2 separate regions of the Homo sapiens genome follow, and region 1 is linked to region 2. Evidence: read pairs that join two places in POLR2A ChIA-PET (ENCODE). Cell type or tissue: Caco-2. All regions are shown on one strand. Links, peaks and the distances in the headings refer to the core of each region. The heading gives the core; the rest is flanking DNA.

Region 1 (4,400 bases), core at 332-4,331, 460 kb before region 2:
ACTGTGAGGGGTGTGGTAGCTCACGCCTGTAATCCCAGCACTCTGAGAGGCTGAGATGGGCGGATCGCTTTAGGACAGGAGTTCAAGACCAGCCTGGGCAACATGGCCAAACACTGTTTCTACTAAAAATACAAAAATTAGCCAGGTGCGGTGGCATGTGCCTGTATTCCCAGATACTCAAGAGGCTGAGGCAGGAGAATCGCTTGAACCCGGGAGGCGGAGGTTGCAGTGAGCCAAGATCACACCACTGAACTGCACTCCAGCCTGGGTGAGAGCAACTCTGTCTCAAAAAAAAAAAAAAAAACTGCAAATATGAACACTGCTCGTATGTACAAATTTGCAGTTATGGTGATGAACCATCATAGCTATACCTGGATAGTCTTAACCCTAAGAGACAATTGTTTCTTCTCTGCTCCATCTTCTCCCTCCATGTATCCCTCTCCCAAAGCCAGAGTTTACTAAAACCAAAGACAGTAATTCCACCCATCGTACTTGCTTCCTGGCCTTGACACTTTGCTCTGTGACACACCTCTGATTTATGTTATGCACGCGTGCCTTCTCATTCACAGCAGAGTTGTGCTGTTTAACAAACCCACGATGTTCAAAGTAGCCCCTTCATGTGCTTATATCCTTATTCCAACAATAGTACATGCTGATGCACAAAACATTGTGGACATTCTTACGATTACCTTCAAGGCTTGTACTATATCCTTTTGTCTATCCTAAGTAATGGGAATTTTTTTCCTTTAAAGAAAGAAGTTGATGATTGAGAACAGCTAAATAGAATTCCCAGTTAAAGCCAATAAATAATGTGGGCAACAAAGCTTGTTAAAACTACTTTTCTTTTTCATTCAAAATGACCATAAAGCAATGAGACCAAATTTTTAAATGTTTATGGTTCGTAATACTAGTTCTGGAGGCAGACTAAGAAGAATTTTCTCTGTTTTAGGCAACGACAGCAGAAAAATAAATGTGTGTCATCAATCTTATGATCTCTTTAGAAGACAACAATTGCTTGGACAGAGAATCTCTAGTAAATGCATATCATCAGGGATACAGGTTATGTAAAGAGGGAACCAGGGCCCCCAACTTCCACTGCCAGCCCACTGACAAAGTAATATCCTGCCAAGCCCAGAAGGGGACATAATTCTTGGAATTGAAAGACATGCAATAGGATTGTCAAAACTACATGGAAAATAAGTCCATAAATTGTGAAATAACTTATAGAGTACTATAAATTTTATCAAACACAGAACATTGAAACAAGGGCCATGAGCAACGTGAGTGCCATCTTGAGGCAAAAACTACCATTCACAATCACTCCAAAATCATTTGTTCCATGTACACCTGAGTAGAATATTTATTCAAAAATTTAAACCTCAGACTTTTTACTTTGTAGATATATCATCTTTTTTGTTTGTTTTAAGATAGGGTTCCGCTTTCTCACCCAGGCTTGAGTGCAGTGGCAGAAACATGGCTCACTGCAGCCTCAACCTCCCAGACTTAAGCGATCCTCCCATCTCAGCCCCCCAAGTAGCTGGGACTACAGGCACGTGCCACCACACCTGGCTAATTTTTGTATTTTTTTTGTAGAGACAGGGTTTTGCCATGTTGTCCAGACTGGTCTTGAACTCCTGAGCTCAAGTAATCCACCTCGGCCTCCCAAAGTGCTGGGATTACAGGCATGACCCACGATGCCCAGCCTAAGTCATCTTTAAGATACATGTAAAGTGCCTGGCACAAAGGTTTTCAATAAATGTGATTGAACACCTTCAGCTACATTAGGCTGGGCTGAATCACTATCTCTGTTCTTAAGTAAAGAGAGACTGGGTATGTCTAAAATTACCAAATTCTTCAATCTCAACAGCTGAGTTTAACAAATTTATTTCTAGTTTTCAACACATGGAATTCACTTGGGTTAATCATGTATCCTTGTAGTTCTCAAAAAATGCTAAAGTGGGAAAGGACTGGAAGCATTAGTGTCCTTTGCAGAATATGCCCTTTACTCTGTTGCCAACAGAGTAAAACATCCGAGTCTCTGCCTTGTTGGTTTTCTTCCTATCTCTCCCACTCCTCTGTGCTTCAACTAGCGACAAGGCTTACCAAAAAAAAGACCTCAGAAATATTGTTGCAATGGCTATGCCTCCAAGCAAGGGACATGAAAGCAAGAACAGTCCCAAACTGCAAGTTTCTGTTAAAATGTCTTCCTGTTAAAACCACAAGTTCCCATTCCAACAGGTGTAGCTTTAAAAAAAATAAATAAATAATAAAAACTTTTAAAACGGTATGTTTAATGACAGCTTTCAACCTTTCCCTACCCAATCAAAACCCTGACTCTGCTTCAGCTGGGGAGTGACCTGGTCATCAGTCTTCAGGTGCCTCCGACACACCACCTCACTTAGATTCTTTTCTTCTGACATCATTGTATGGCAGATGCACCTGATAGCAATAACCTAAGCATACCCTGAGAATGATGCTATGGTCTAAGAAGAATGTGTGTTTGGAATTCCAACCTAAGGAATTCAGGAGTGGCCAACCCTGAATTTCATTCCTTATCTATGAGGAACATCTGAACCCCAGCCCATCCCGTGGAACACAGGCCATACAGGGGATCAAGGCCCTTTGTTTTGGATTAAATGAAGATTGCCAGTGGAGGCTGCTCAGGGGAGGGTGCAAAGTGAAAATGCTATATAAACTGCATGCTTTTTACAAACAGTAGCAGTTCTCCTGTCCAGCCTGCTGCCACTGGATAGGAGAACCACTACTGTTTGTAAAAAGTAATGTGGGCCGGGCATGGTGGCTCATACCTGTAATCCCAGCACTTTGGGAGGCCGAGGTGGATGGAACACAAGGTCAGGAGTTTGAGACCAGCCTGGCCAACATGGTGAAACCCCGTCTCTGCTAAAAATACAAAAATTAGCTGGGTGTGGTGGTATGCACCTGCAATCCCAGCTACTCAGGAGGCTGAGGCAGGAGAATTGCTTGAACCCAAGAGGCAGAGGTTGCAGTGAGCCGAGATCACTCCACAGCACTCCAGCCTGGTGACAGAGCGAGACTCCATCTTGGGGGAAAAAAAAAAAGTAATGTGTAAGTCCCCTCAATAAACCCTATGTCTTGTTCCCTGGCTCTGGGTCTCCTCTTTGGCTTCCCAAACATGGTACCATCCCTATAGAAGTCAATAGGGGTCTGGCAAATATGAAATGTATTTATTCCATCATAAAAACTTAGGAAAAATTTTATCAACAAAAAAAAAAGATTATGTTTTATATAGCAAGTGCTTGTGATTCTTCAGCAGCATTACAACTATGAGTACCTGGGTCCACAGAAAAACCATCTCTCAACTTAGAGCCAGATGGACAGTCTCAGAGTCTCCCATTAACATTCACCTGCACTTTGGTCAGTGATTTGCTGGGTGCTTGAGTTTGCTTGCAATAGTAGATGCCAATGATTTAAAAACAATTAGAAGGAGAGCTTAAAACAGAGATAATTCTATCTGTTCACTTATTTATTGTGTGGTCATTGCCTTTTGTCAGAGGTAAAGCATCAGAGGCACAGGATCATAGCCTGAGAGCAGCTGATGTTCATATACCATTCTCAATGTCCTCACTGGTTACATTTCCCAAAATGGAAATCAGTGTTTAGAATACAGTAAGGCAAAAACCAACCACAATTAACTCAGAAAGGATACACCTAGGGAGCTGTAGCCAAACTCCGAAGACAATACATCTTCCCTCAACCTAATGAATAAAAGGGTATTAACTACAAAGTAAACATAGCCCAGGGCAAGGGATTAAGTGACTTTCCTGGGACTGAAGAGAGATGAAGAATAAAGACAGGTTCAGAATAATGTATATGGGGATTAAGAACTATTAATAAAGCAAGGCAAGAAGTAAGATGTATTTTACTATTAACTATATTTTTGTTAATATATTGATAACTCTTCGTGCCACTGTAGTTCCTGTTTGGAAAAGGTAAATGAAGGTAAAATTCTGCATACTAAGAGCCACATTGACGAATTCAAATTTAAATGCTAATTGGATATAGGAAAGTTACCTCCTAGATCCTTAGTGACTCAAAGTTTGGATCTAACTACAGCTCTAACCCTTACTCTTAATGTCAAAACCCTGCCTTGCATGGTGTCAGCAGCCTAATTAAAGAAGCACCAGGAGAGTAAAACCAATAACCTTTGTTAAATTACACTATTTTCCCAAAGCCTTATCAATAGCAAACAGCATAGCCAAATCCCAGGGATCAAGATGGGGGAATAAAATGTTCCCTGAGGCTTTCAGCAAGATATAATAGGTCTCAAGGAAGACTTCAAAGCCAAGCAAAACCTTCCTCAGTGCCCTACATAGAATAGCACTGAACTAATAATTTACTCTACTGAACTAGAGCAAGAA
Region 2 (4,400 bases), core at 269-4,268:
TTCAGTGTATCAAAGGTCACTGTGAAGGGAATGAAAAGATGGCCTACAGAATGGGAGAAAATACCTGCAAATCACACATCTGATAAGGGACTACTATCCAGAATATGTTAAAAGCCCCTACAACTCAACAACAACAAACCAAACAACCTAATGTTAAAATAGGCAAAGTAATTCAATAGACAGTTCTCCAAAGAAGATACACAGATGGCCAATAGGCACAGGAAAAGATGTTTAAAATCATTAATCATTAGGGAAATACAAATCAAAATCACAATGAGATACCACTTCACATCTATGAGGATGGCTGGTAATAAAAACAAAAACAGAAAACAACAAATGTCGGTGAGGATGTGGCTAACTTGGGACACTCGCATATTGCTGGAGGGAGTGTAAAATGGTGCGGCCACTGTGGAAAACAGCCTGATTGTTCCTTGGTGGTAATACAGAATTTCCATATGATCCAGCATATTCCACTCCTAGGTATATACTCAAAGTAATAGAAAATAGGAACTCAAACAGATGCGTGTACAACAACCTTCATAGCAGCACCGTTCATAATAGCCAAAAGGTAGAAACAACAGAACCGTCCACCAGCAGATGAACAGATAAACAAAATGTGGCAAATGCATGCAATGGAGAAGGATTCAGCCACAAAAAGGAGTGGGATTCTGATACCTGCTATGACACGGATGAGCACCAAAGACATTATGCTAAGTGAAATAACCCAGACACAAAAGGAAAAATATTGTGTGATTCTACTTCTTTGAGTGACCTAGAATAGGCAAATTCACAGAGACAGAAAGTAGAATAGAGGTTTGGCAGGAGCTGGGGGAAGGGGAAATGCGGAGTGATTGCTCAACAGGTACAGAGTTTCTGTTTGGGATGATGAAAAGTTACATACAGCATTGTAAATGTCCTTATTGCCACTGAATTGTACACTTAAAATGGTTAAAGTGGTAAATTTTATATTATGTATATTTCACCATAGTAAAAAAAAGTTTTAAATACACATTCCAGGGCCCCACCCTTAGAAAGCCTCAGAGGCGGCCGGGCGAGGTGGCTCACGCCTGTAATCCCGGCACTTTGGGAGGCCGAGGCAGGTGGATCACCTGAGGTCAGGAGTTCAAGACCAGCCTGGCCAACATGGTGAAACCCCTTCTCTACAGAGATACAAAAATTAGCCTGGCATGATGGTGGGTGCCTGTAATCCCAGCTACTCTGGAGGCTGAGGCAGAAGAATCACCTGAACCTGGGTGGCAGAGGTTGCAGTGAGCCGAGATAGTGCCATTGCGCTCCAGCCCGAGTGACAGAGCAAAACTCCGTCTCAAGAAATCCTCAGAAGGTGATACAGTAAATATGGATGGGGTGGGAATCTGGAATCTGTATTATTATTATTATTATTTTTAATGCCTTCCTATCTTTCTCAGGCATAGTCAGGTTTGGAAACTTATGATTTAGTCTCTGCCAGTTCTTTCCAAGGGGCTGGTGCGTCTGTAAGGAAGTGTTCACCAGTCTACGTGAAATACATGTGTATTTCTCATGCATCTGAGTGTATTAAATTTGAAGTCCTGTTTTAAAATCTGAGATTGTCATGATTACATTGTTTTGGGGTTAAAGTGTCCAATCATCTCCCACCATAAAATGATGGTGACAATAATTCAGGTTGTTTTTTAAGTGTCTGTGCTTGGCAAAATAGAAGTGAGCAGTCCTATGTTAGTCTCTCAAAAGGTTTTCAAAATTTTAATGGTTTGTTAAATTCCAAAGATTGGGAACCATTCCTCCAGACACCATCCCTTTGAAAATACTGAAATAGAAACTGCTTCTGCTGTTTATTTTATTTGTGCCAGAAAGAAAAAAAAAATGGAAAGGACCTATACATTTTTCTGTGGTTCATAGGACCTGGAGCAACAAAGGGCAGCATTGAAACTGACAGCATTGACATGTAATTTGTCCTGCTGCCTGTTGGAACGTTCTTTTTCAGATGCTGGAGGAGCATGACAGAGGAGAGGTGGAGGTAGGCGAGAGTAATATAATTTCTCCAGGAGAACATCTGAGAGGGGAAGTTGCTTTCCTGCCCTGGCCCTTTCACCCTCCTGAGTTTGGGGGCTGTGGTGGGGCAGGGATTGACCAACAGCCATTCCTAGGGGATGGATGCCTTTGCATTCCAGAGGGCAGCTGGCTGAAGGGAGTGCTGAGTCTGTGGGAGCCATAGCCCGCCCCACCCTTTAGGCAGATTAGTTAATTATTGAAAAGTGCCTCAGAAGCACAAAGGTCTGGAGAGACTCCATGAGCTATTGCTCAGGCCCGTGTGGGAGCTGGCATTTCTGAGGAGACACTGAGACTCTTCTAGGAGGCTGTGGAACAAGAAATAGTTCCTTCCCATTGTGGTGCAGTCCTTTCAGGTTTGGTGTAGAGAGACAGTTCCAGAGAATTCTTATACAGTGCATATAACTTCTCAAGAGAGAAGTTAAATTTATTTGTCTTAGGATTTGTGAAGTATTTAGATAAATGAACCACATCAGATATTTTCCGTTGTTTTAATTTTTTGTGTGTGTGGTTTTAATGTTTTAAGGACATTCAGGTCTTTTTTTTTTTTTTTTTTTAAACGGAGTCTTCCTCTGTCACCCAGGCTGGAGTGCAGTGGCACAATCTCAGCTCACTGCAACCTCTGCCTTCTGGATTCAAGCAATTCTCCTGCTTCAGCTTTCAGCTTCCCGAGTAGCTGGGACTACAGGTGCGCGCCACCACGCTGAGCTAATTTTTGTGTTTTTAGTAGAGACGCGGTTTCACCATGTTGGCCAGGATGGACTTGATCTCGTTATCTGCTCACCTCGGCCTCCCAAAGTGCTGGGATTACAGGTGTAAGCCACCACACCCGGCCCATTCAGGTCATTTATGCATAAACGATCACATGACATGTTCTGTTCTCTGACTTACTTTTTTCTTTTACTTAACAACATTCCCTGTAGCTCTTTCTGTGTTAGTGCATATAGGCATCCCCCATTTTAACTGTTGCATTCCTTCTAGATGTATCATAGTTTCTTTACCCACTATTTTAGCAAAGGATCACATAGGTGGTTTTCCATTTTTCACCATTACAAACAATGCTGCAACAAATGTTCTTATACACAAATGGGTGTGTGTATGTATGAGTGTTTCTGAAGGATATTATTTCTAGAAGTGGAATTTCTGGATCAAAGGGCATGCACATTTAAAATTTTTGTAAATAATATTGAGTTTCTCCCCCAAAATTCTGTTCTGATTTTTATAGCCACCATTATACTCATCAGCGTTGGACATAATCATTTTGTTAAAACTGCCAGCGTCATGTGCAGAAAAAACAGTGTCATTTTAAATTGCATTTCCTGGATTTACCAGTTAGATTGTTCATTTTATCATATGCCTATTGACCATTTCAATTTTTGGAACTTTTAGAAATAAAAATACAGAAAAGGTGTATAGGCTGGTTGCAGTGGCCTACTGACCATTTCAATTTTTGGAACTTTTAAAAATAAAAATAGAGAAAAGGTGTATAGGCTGGTTGCAGTGGCCTACTGACCATTTCAATTTTGGGAACTTTTAAAAATAAAAATACAGAAAAGGTGTATAGGCCGGGTGCAGTGGCTCACGCCTGTAGTCCCAGCACTTTGGGAGGCCAAGGCGGGTGGATTGCCTGAGGTCAGGAGTTTGAGAACAGTCTGGCCAACAGGGCGAAACCCTGTCTCTACTGAAAATACAAAAATTAGCTGGGCATGGTGGCAGGTGCCTGTAATCCCGACTGCTCGGGAAGCAGAGGCAGGAGAAACGCTGGAACCCGGGAGGCGGAGGTTGCAGTGAGCTGAGATCTCGCCACTGCACTCCAGTCTCGGCGACAGAGCGAGACTCCATCTCAAAAAAAAAAAAAAAAAAAGAAAAGAAAAAGGAAAGGTGTATACATTAAAGGTGTACTGATCAATGCATTAAGACAAAGTGAACTCTTCCTTGTAATCATGTCCCAAGTCAATAAATAAAATATTATAAGACCTTCTCCCCAAAAGAAGACTCTCCCCTGAAAAAGATCGACCTCCTCCAAAGTAATTCCTACCCCAACATCTAAGTGCTGTAGATTAGTCGTTCCTGTTTCCTACTGTCATATGAACAGACTCATACAAACATGCACTCTTCTGCGTCTAGCTTCCTTCATTCGCATTACGTTTATGAGTCTTTCACGTACTCGTGTGTAGCTGTAGTATGCTCATTTACATTGCTTATTGTATTGCATTATGTGAATATATCACAATTTATTGATTGATGGACATCTGGGTTACATCTGTTGCCAACTTTCAGTTATTAATGAATAATGTTGCTAAGAGCATTATCGTGCATGCTCTTTAGTATAGCTGTGCATCATCTCTGTTGGG

What was found. Peaks named below come from ENCODE experiments on the same cell type or tissue, not always from the same donor. Only the 100,000 strongest peaks of a DNase experiment are listed, where the experiment ranks them.
Region 1: POLR2A ChIA-PET joins it to region 2 with 8 read pairs; 1 of 35 experiments calls an interaction of 5 or more read pairs at or near these places.

The regions. Positions count from the first base shown.
Region 1 is chr14:49,503,105-49,507,504 of GRCh38, forward strand. No RefSeq gene overlaps it. Among named protein-coding and RNA genes, the nearest start is that of RPS29, 81 kb to the right of the region's middle. In Caco-2, for the core only: no CTCF peak of the experiment used is centred there; a DNase peak (open chromatin) is centred at 2,487.
Region 2 is chr14:49,964,408-49,968,807 of GRCh38, forward strand. MIR6076 (microRNA 6076) reads left to right here and starts at 1,992; the gene lies at 1,992-2,104. RefSeq lists a silencer at 789-858. In Caco-2, for the core only: no CTCF peak of the experiment used is centred there; a DNase peak (open chromatin) is centred at 2,224; H3K4me3 peaks cover 159 bases.